2 separate regions of the Homo sapiens genome follow, and region 2 is linked to region 1. The links are chromatin contacts, found by POLR2A ChIA-PET in ENCODE. All regions are on one chromosome and are shown on one strand. Each heading gives the region's core, a stretch centred on a gene start or an enhancer-like site at or near the end of the contact. The rest is flanking DNA. Distances are from core to core; before and after follow the strand shown.

Region 1 (4,010 bases), core at 257-2,756:
AGAGCGTCTTCATCTCTGAAGACCCAGGGAGGCAGAGAATCTGAACAAGCTTGCCAAGCCTCCCCCAGTTTATTGCCATTAGATCACAGTTTTTTGCTACCTCATATTTCTCCACTAGTATACCCTTCATCAAATCTAGCATTAAAATACTCAGGTTTAACTGTTTCGTTGGGTTTTCATTTTCTTTTTTTTGAGACGGAGTCTCGCTGTTGCCAGGCTGGAGTGCAGTGGCACGATCTCGACTCACTGCAACCTCTGCCTCTCGGGTTCAAGCGATTCTCCTGCCTCAGCCTCCCGAGTAGCTGGGACTACAGGCGCGTGCCACCACACCCGGCTACTTTTTGTATTTTTAGTAGAGATGGGGTTTCACCATGTTGGCCAGGCTGGTCTCGAACTCCTGACCTCATGATCCCCCCACCTTGGCCACCCAAAGTGTTGGGATTACAGGCGTGAGCCACTGCGCCTGGCCTGGATTTTTGTTTTCTTTTGAAGGCTTCATGCCATGGTAAAGTTACATTAAATACATTTGTATGCTTTTCTCTTTTGTTATAGGGGCTGCTGCCATGAATGTAAGATGGTAGAGGAAAATACATTTTTCCTCCCCTCCACTTGCTTCTTCAAACCATTCTTTTCAAGACCATGCTCCTTTAATTAACATCCCTCTCTTCTGTTTTTCCAACTGCTCCCGTCCTTTATCGCCACTGGCTTCTGTTCCATGCTTAGAAACATCTTTAAATCCCCTTTAACTTAAAAACAAACAAAAATATGAAACCACCCACCTCTATTTGTGCAGGAAGGCAAAGGACAGAAAAAACCCTTGACTTTTTGATGGCAAATAGCAGAGATAAACAAACTTTTTCCTTAAAGTGCCAGGTAATAAATCTTTTAGGCTTTGTGGGCCACATATGGTCTCTGTTGCATTTTCATTTTTTCTTTACAAGCTGTAAAAAATGGAAAAGCCATTCCTAACTTGTGGATAGTACAAAAACAGGCTGCAGGCCAGATTTGCCTGCAGGCTATAGCGTGCTGATTCCTCGTTTGCAGAAGCAAGCATTTATTTATTTGAGGCAGAGTCTCACTCTGTCGCCCAGGCTGGAGTGCAGTGCAGTGATCCCGGCTCACTGCAATCTCCGCCTCCGGGTTCAAGCAATTCTTCTGCCTCAGCCTCCCGAGTAGCTAGGACTACAGGCACACACCACCATGCCTGGCTAATTTTTGTATTTTTAGTAGAGGCGGGGTTTTACCATGTTGGCCAGGCTGGTCTCGAACTCCTGGCCTCAAGTGATTCGTCCACCTCGGCCTTCCAAAGTGTTGGGATTAGTCATGAGCCACCATTCCTGGCCAATTTTTCTTTATGCTTCTGAGGTATGTTACAGTAGTCATTCCTTGGATGTTGGACATGGCTTGTACTTGCTTGGCTGGTGGAATGTTAGCAATGGTGACATGAGAGGAACGTGCTTTGGGGACTTGCCAGTCCAGGAAGGATGAGGGACATATGAAACACACCTGGATGCAAACTCCAGCTTGGAACCAAGCCTGGCTGGGCCCAGCTTAGATCCACCAAACCTTAGCCAACTGTGATGTTGTGCAATACAAATGGCTGACTGCTTAGTAATAAACTAAGCAGGAGAACTCAGTAACTGCAGTTATTTCTGTCTTGCTCATCAAAGCCTTAGACTAGAGTTTCTCAAAGTGTGATCAGTTATCTCAAGTGGCTGCCAAATGTCACTTTCCTGGGCCTTAACCTGAGAGGGACTAACTTGGAAAATCTGGGGAGAAGACTTAATAAAGTTTATTATTACTAATGGGGGAGTTTGAGAATGTGCCTCAGATCTTTTTTTCTAAGAGTTATTTGATTCAGGTTGGTAATAGCTACTTTAGCAACCATGTGATCCATGGTGCCTACCATGCAGGCACCAGGTGCTTTGCATAGATATGGATTTTATTTTTATTTTTAATTTTATTTATTTTTTGAGATTGAGTCTCGTTCTTTTGCCCAGGCTGGAGGGCAGTGGCACAATCTCGGCTCACTGCAACCTCCGCCTGCCAGGTTCAAGCGATTCTCATGCCTCAGCCTCCCGAGTGCTGGGATTACAGGCGTGCACCACCACGCCCAGCTAATTTTTTTGTACTTTTAGTAGAGACGGGGTTTCACCATGTTGGCCAGGCTGGTCTTGAACTCCTGGTCAAGTGATTCACCTGCTTTGGCCTCCCAAAGTGCTGGGATTACAGGCATGAGCCACCATGCCTAGCCTGATTTTATTTTATTTATTTATTTTTGAGATGGAGTCTCGCTCTGTTGCCCAGGCTGGAGGGCAGCGGCACGATCTCGGCTCACTGCAACCTCCGCCTCCCGGGTTCAAGCAATTCTCCTGGCTCAGCCTCCCGAGTAGCTGGGATTACAGGTGCCTGCCACCACGTCCAGCTAATTTTTGTATTTTTAGTAGAGATGGGATTTCACCATGTTGGCCAGGCTGGTCTTGAACCCCTGACCTCGTGATCTGCCTGCCTCGGCCTCCCAAAGCTGATTTTATTTTTAAACTTCTTAACAACAACTCCATGAACAGGTGTGACTATCCCCATTTCACAGCTGAGTACACAGAGGCTTAGAGAGGTTAAATAACTTACCTAGGATCACGAGAAGCAAGGACGAGGGTCAGATGTACCCCGTGATTCTTCTTCTATACCTGCTACCTGCTGGCATACCTAATTTGGTTTACAGCTTTCGTTCTTACCAGGGTTAAATAATTATGCAAATCAACTTCTGCAGCCAGTCCTAGCCAAAGAGCCTAGGAAAGTGAAAGAGAAAACCGAACAAGGGGAAGGGAGAGGACAATGATTCCGGGAAGCTCTGCTGGGGACTGGTGGTAAGTGGCAAGGCCTGTTAGACTCCTTCAGGGTTGATAGGCTATTTCTGGTTCCTGGGCACATATAAGAAGGAGGGAGGGGGGAAGGACCAGCAGGGACAGCAAGGCCGGGACAGAGGGGTTGAGTGGTCACATTTTTTTTTTGAGATGGAGTTTTGCTCTGTCACCCAGGCTGGAGAGTGGCAGCACAATCTTGGTTCACTGCAACCTGTCTCCTGGGTTCAAGTGATTCTCCTGCCTCAGCCTCCCGAGTAGCTGGGATTACAGGTGTGCACCACCACGCCCGCCTAATTTTTGTATTTTTAGTAGAGACAGGGTTTCACCATTTTGCCCAGGCTGGTCTTGAACTCCTGACCTCAAGTGATCCACCACCACCCTTGGCCTCCCAGAGTGCTGAGATTACAGGCGTGAGCCACCGCGCCTGGTCAAAGAAACTTTAAAGAAAGCAAACATCCACTCAGATGGTGCAGGCTGCTATAAGCAATTACCATAGATGGCATGCCTTATAAAACAACAGAATTTTGTTTCTCACAGGTCTGGAGGCTGGAAGTCTGAGATTAGGGTACCAGCGTGATCAGGTTCTCGTGAGGTCTCTCTTCCAGGTTGCAGATGCTGACTTCTCTGGGATGTTCCTCTTATAAGTGAACTAATCCCATTCCCAAAGCTCCACTTATGACATAATCACCTCCCAAAGGCTCTACCTTCTAATACCATTACCTTGGGGGTAGGGATTTCAACCTATGAATTTGCGGGGGAGGGGCACAAACATTTAGTCCCTAACAGGTGGATCGCATTACTTTAGAACTGCCTGAAGAGGGTGTTGAAAATACCTTCCTTGGGCCAGGTGTGGTGGCTCACGCCTGTAATCTCAGCACTTTGGGATGCCGAGGCAGGCGGATCATTTGAGGTCAGGAGTTCAAGACCAGCCTGGCCAACATGGTGAAACCCCGTCTCTACTAAAAATACAAAAATTAGCTGGGCATAGTGGCACGTGCTTATATTCCAGCTACTTGGGAGGCTGAGGCAGAAGAATTGCTTGAATCTGGGAAGTGGAGGTTGCAGTGAGCTGAGATTGTGCCATTGCACTCCAGCCTGGGCGTCACAGCCAGATTCAGTCTCAATTAAGAAAAAAACAAAACAAAA
Region 2 (3,978 bases), core at 73-2,572, 240 kb before region 1:
CGCCCAGCATCCTTTAATGGTATTAAGTACAAAAATTAAAAACTTGTTATGGCAACAGAACATGGAAAACCCCTATTTTGAGACCACATTTCAATGTGCCTGCTAAAAGAAAGCTAACATAACGTTAATGTCCTGATCATAGGGTGCCTCATTTTGGGTGAGGAACCTAAAGTTTCAGTCCCTAACACCATACCAGGTGTGTCTGGCCTAAATCCTGTGATCCAGCCTTAAAAGGTCGGGCTCTGAGGGCCAGCCTAGCAGAGATGAGCACAATGGTGAATTCTAATGACTGTGGGCTCCACTCCCATCAGAGAGTTGGAAGCACGTGGCATGTCCCTGCAACCCAGCTCTGTGGACGTGGCATGTCCCTGCAACCCAGCTCTGTGGACGTGGTATGTCCCTGCGATCCAGCTGACCCTGCTGCTCACTGAGCGAGGTCAGAGCAGCCCAAGCATGTAGCCTTGGCAGATTTAAGCCCCTACCCTTTCTTTCCTCTCGTGGCTTAACCGAAGAGAATGAGGAAACAAGGAATGAATTTAGGAGGAGGTGGTAAGTGCTCATGATCTCATTTAATTCCTTCCACAGATCCCATTCTATGCCCCTGTTTTACACATGTGGAAACTGAGGTTCATAGAGGTCACACAATCTGACCAAGGTGAGAGTTAGCAATCAAAGCATGTTTGACTGGGTCACAGGATCCCTGAGCATGTGCTCTTTCTGCCACTCCGACTGTGGAACTGTCTACAGGCTGCCGGTGTGGGAGTGCGGGGTTGGGGGCGGGGAGTGGCACAGAGACAGAGGTCTAGAACCACATCGTGTGAAGTAATTGAGGGGTTCTGAGACTTGGACAGGGCCGTCATAACTGCCCTCAACATCTGATGGGGCTGCAATAGAAACAAGAGAGCATGATTATTTTCTGGGCCCTAGAAGGCAAAACCAGGGCCCCTGGTGGGAATTACAGGACAGCAGGGATTGCCTCTCATTCAGAAGCCTGACAGCCAGCACTTCCCATCACAGATGGGTCCACAGGAAGCCACCCGGCTGCTAGAGCTGCTTCCAGCTTTGGGAAAGAGGTTGTGCCAGGGACCTCTAGGCCTTCTTGGCTCCTTCTTATATCATATCTCTGCTTACACATACATGTGTTTTGTTTTTCTTATTGTTGAGCTTTTTGTTGGTGTTGCTACTGTTTTTCTTTTGGCCTTAAGACCCGAATAGGGCTGGGCGCAGTGGCCCACGCCTAGAATCCCAGCACTTTGGAAGGTTGAGGCGAGTGGATCATTTGAGCCCGGGAGCTTGAGACCAGCCTGGGCAGCACATGGCAAAACCCCATCTCTACTAAAAATACAAAGATCATTTGAGCCAGGAGGCGGAGATGGCAGTGAGCTGAGATCATGCCACTGCACTCCAGCCTGGGTGACAGAGGGAGACCCTGTCCCAAAAAAAAAAAAAAAAAAAAAATCTGAATAGGATTTGAGAAAATAATTTCTATGCCTTCCACAGTAGGCATATTCCCTGAAGCTACTTATCATTTATTCATATCCATTCATATCCTTCTAGTTCATTCACTGAAATTTCTTTTCTTTTCTTTTCTTTTCTTTTTTTGAGACAGTCTTGCTCTTGTCACCCAGGCTGGAGTGCAGTGGCACGATCTCAGCTCATTGCAACCTTTGCCTCCTGGGTTCAAGCAATTCTCCTGCCTCAGCCTCCCGAATAGCCAGGATTACAGGCACCCACCACCATGCCTGGCTAATTTTTGTATTTTTAGAAGAGACGAGGTTTCACCATGTTGGCCAGGTTAGTCTCGAACTCTTGACCTCAGGTGATCCACCCGCCTCGGCCTCCCAAAGTGCTGGGATTAGAGGGGTGAGCCACCGAGCCCAGCCATTTCATTTTTATTTTTATCCCCCTAGTTGCAGTAAGAAAGGATAATTGTGTGGACCTAAAAGAAATCTGTCAAATATTATTCCATGCTCTGTTCTTTTTTTTTTTTGATTCAGGGTCTTACTCTGTTGCCTGGCTAATTTTTAATTTTTTTTTTTTTTTGTAGAGATGGGGGTCTTGCTGCATTACACAGGCTGGCCTCAAACTCCCGAGCTCAATCAGTCCTCCCACCTTGACATCCCAAAAGTGCTAGGATTACGGGCATAAGCCACTGAGCCCGACCCTCTTATTCCACATGTTCTGAAGGTACTTGAGTGACCAGGCTTTTTTGTGTGAGAGAGAGACACATTCTGTTTGCCTTGGTGTATAGGTAGGCAGGTAGAAATGAAGGCAATGCTCCTGATTTTTCACTAAAACCCAATGCAGTCTATCTCATCAAAATCCGGCCTCTCACTACCTATGCTGGGTTAATCTGTTTCTGGCTCACACATAGCATGCTGTGTGAATTAGCTTGTGTTGCACACTCAACACCCTCCCTTCAGTTTCTATGTAAATCACTCCCCTTCCTGGTGATGTCAGGAAGCTTCTACGGGTCATGTGTGTAAGTGTGACACTGAAAGCAGACACTGTGGCCATGGAATTGTTCCTTAGAGAATTGCTGCAGTGAAACCCCAAGCCCTGTTCTAGTCTTTGATCAGCACAAAAACACACTGGATAATTGTACCCACAAAATAAAGCAGCATTTTTAGCGACCTTGCCTGACCTTAGCATGCTGCTGGTAAACAAAGATGGGACTGTCAAGAGCGGAGATCCAACCTCCACACTGACATTTGGAAGCTGCCGGGCGTTTGCTAGAAGCCAGCACTGTAGGCATTCGTTTCCAACTGCACACTCGGCTAAGTCACTTCTCCTGGGTGGTCTTAGTTTCATTCAAATGCCTACTTTTTCCTCTGCTGGAGGCTGCTGACAGGAGGAGATGTGCCCGGCAGTGTGTCCGTGGGATTCTGCTTCTTTGTTCATTGCTCTCCGCCTCGCTCAGTGGCAGACTCCCGTAAGTGGCCAGAGGTTCCCCGTGTTCCCGCGATGTCCTGCAGGCTGACCCCCATTCCCTAGCTGCCACGCAGACTGTTCCAGCCGGAGGGAGGATGAGACCCAGCAAGGTGATGAACCTGCAGGAAGAAGACACAACAGCTGTGCCTTCCCTCATCTCAGGACACCGAAACAAGACGCCGAGAAAACGGGCCTGTGAAAAGCAAACCGCTGCATACTTACGTAGAAAAACCTTTAACAATTTTAAGGATGGAGAATGATGCTGTAAGAATAAAACTAATGAAAAAAGAGAAAAAATATAAAGGAAAATATTAATGGATTTCACTTAACTTGTCATAATTATTTTTAAAATCTTAAAGCAACCAAAATACTGAGGAAGATGTCTGCAGCTGATATGACTCAGAATTAATATTCTTTATATACATAATAAACTTTAAAAATTAGTAAGAACCTGGCTGGGTGCGGTGGCTCACACCTGTAATCCCAGCACTTTGGGAGGCCGAGGTGGGCAGATCACCTGAGGTCAGGAGTTTGAGACCAGCCTGGCCTACATGGTGAAACCCCAACTCTACTGAAAATACAAAAATTAGCTGGGCATGGTGGTGTGTGCCTGTAGTTCCAGCTACTTGGGAGGCTGAGGCAGGAGATTCTCTTGAACCCGGGAGGCAGAGGTTGCAATGAGCTGAGATCGCCCCACTGCACTGCAGCCTGGGTGACAGAGCGAGACTGTCTCAAAAAAAAAAAAAAAAAAAGAAGAGCCTAACTAATACACACATGGAAAAGGGGGTAAAGAATACGAATTTACAAGAGAAAAATACAAGTGACAGATAAACTTAGGAAAGAAAAACCCTCTTTGCCAGTTTTTTGAAGTTGTAAATTAAACCAATGTATTCACCTATCAAATTGGTTCCACTTTTTATAAAGGTAGTAGCTTTTGATGCTGGTGAGAGGGTAAAGGAACACATGAGAGTTTCCTACTGGGGGCAGGAAAAATGAATTGTTCAGGAAAACAGCATCAAATGGTTCAAGTTATGACCCAGCAATTGT

Evidence for each region. ChIA-PET counts read pairs that join two places held with the same protein, here RNA polymerase II (POLR2A).
Region 2: POLR2A ChIA-PET joins it to region 1 with 15 read pairs in activated CD8-positive, alpha-beta memory T cell. The contact joins two enhancer-like sites. POLR2A ChIA-PET finds 5 or more read pairs at or near these places in 3 of 52 experiments (activated B cell, activated CD8-positive, alpha-beta memory T cell and activated T-cell).

The regions. Positions count from the first base shown.
Region 1 is chr18:58,791,092-58,795,101 of GRCh38, reverse strand. No RefSeq gene overlaps it. Among named protein-coding and RNA genes, the nearest start is that of LINC01926, 21 kb to the left of the region's middle. Within about 2 kb of position 1,506, at least 5 of the 41 ENCODE cell types and tissues checked have a DNase peak (open chromatin) inside an H3K27ac peak, as active enhancers do.
Region 2 is chr18:59,028,860-59,032,837 of GRCh38, reverse strand. It overlaps the pseudogene OACYLP. Among named protein-coding and RNA genes, the nearest start is that of SEC11C, 110 kb to the left of the region's middle. Within about 2 kb of position 1,322, at least 3 of the 41 ENCODE cell types and tissues checked have a DNase peak (open chromatin) inside an H3K27ac peak, as active enhancers do.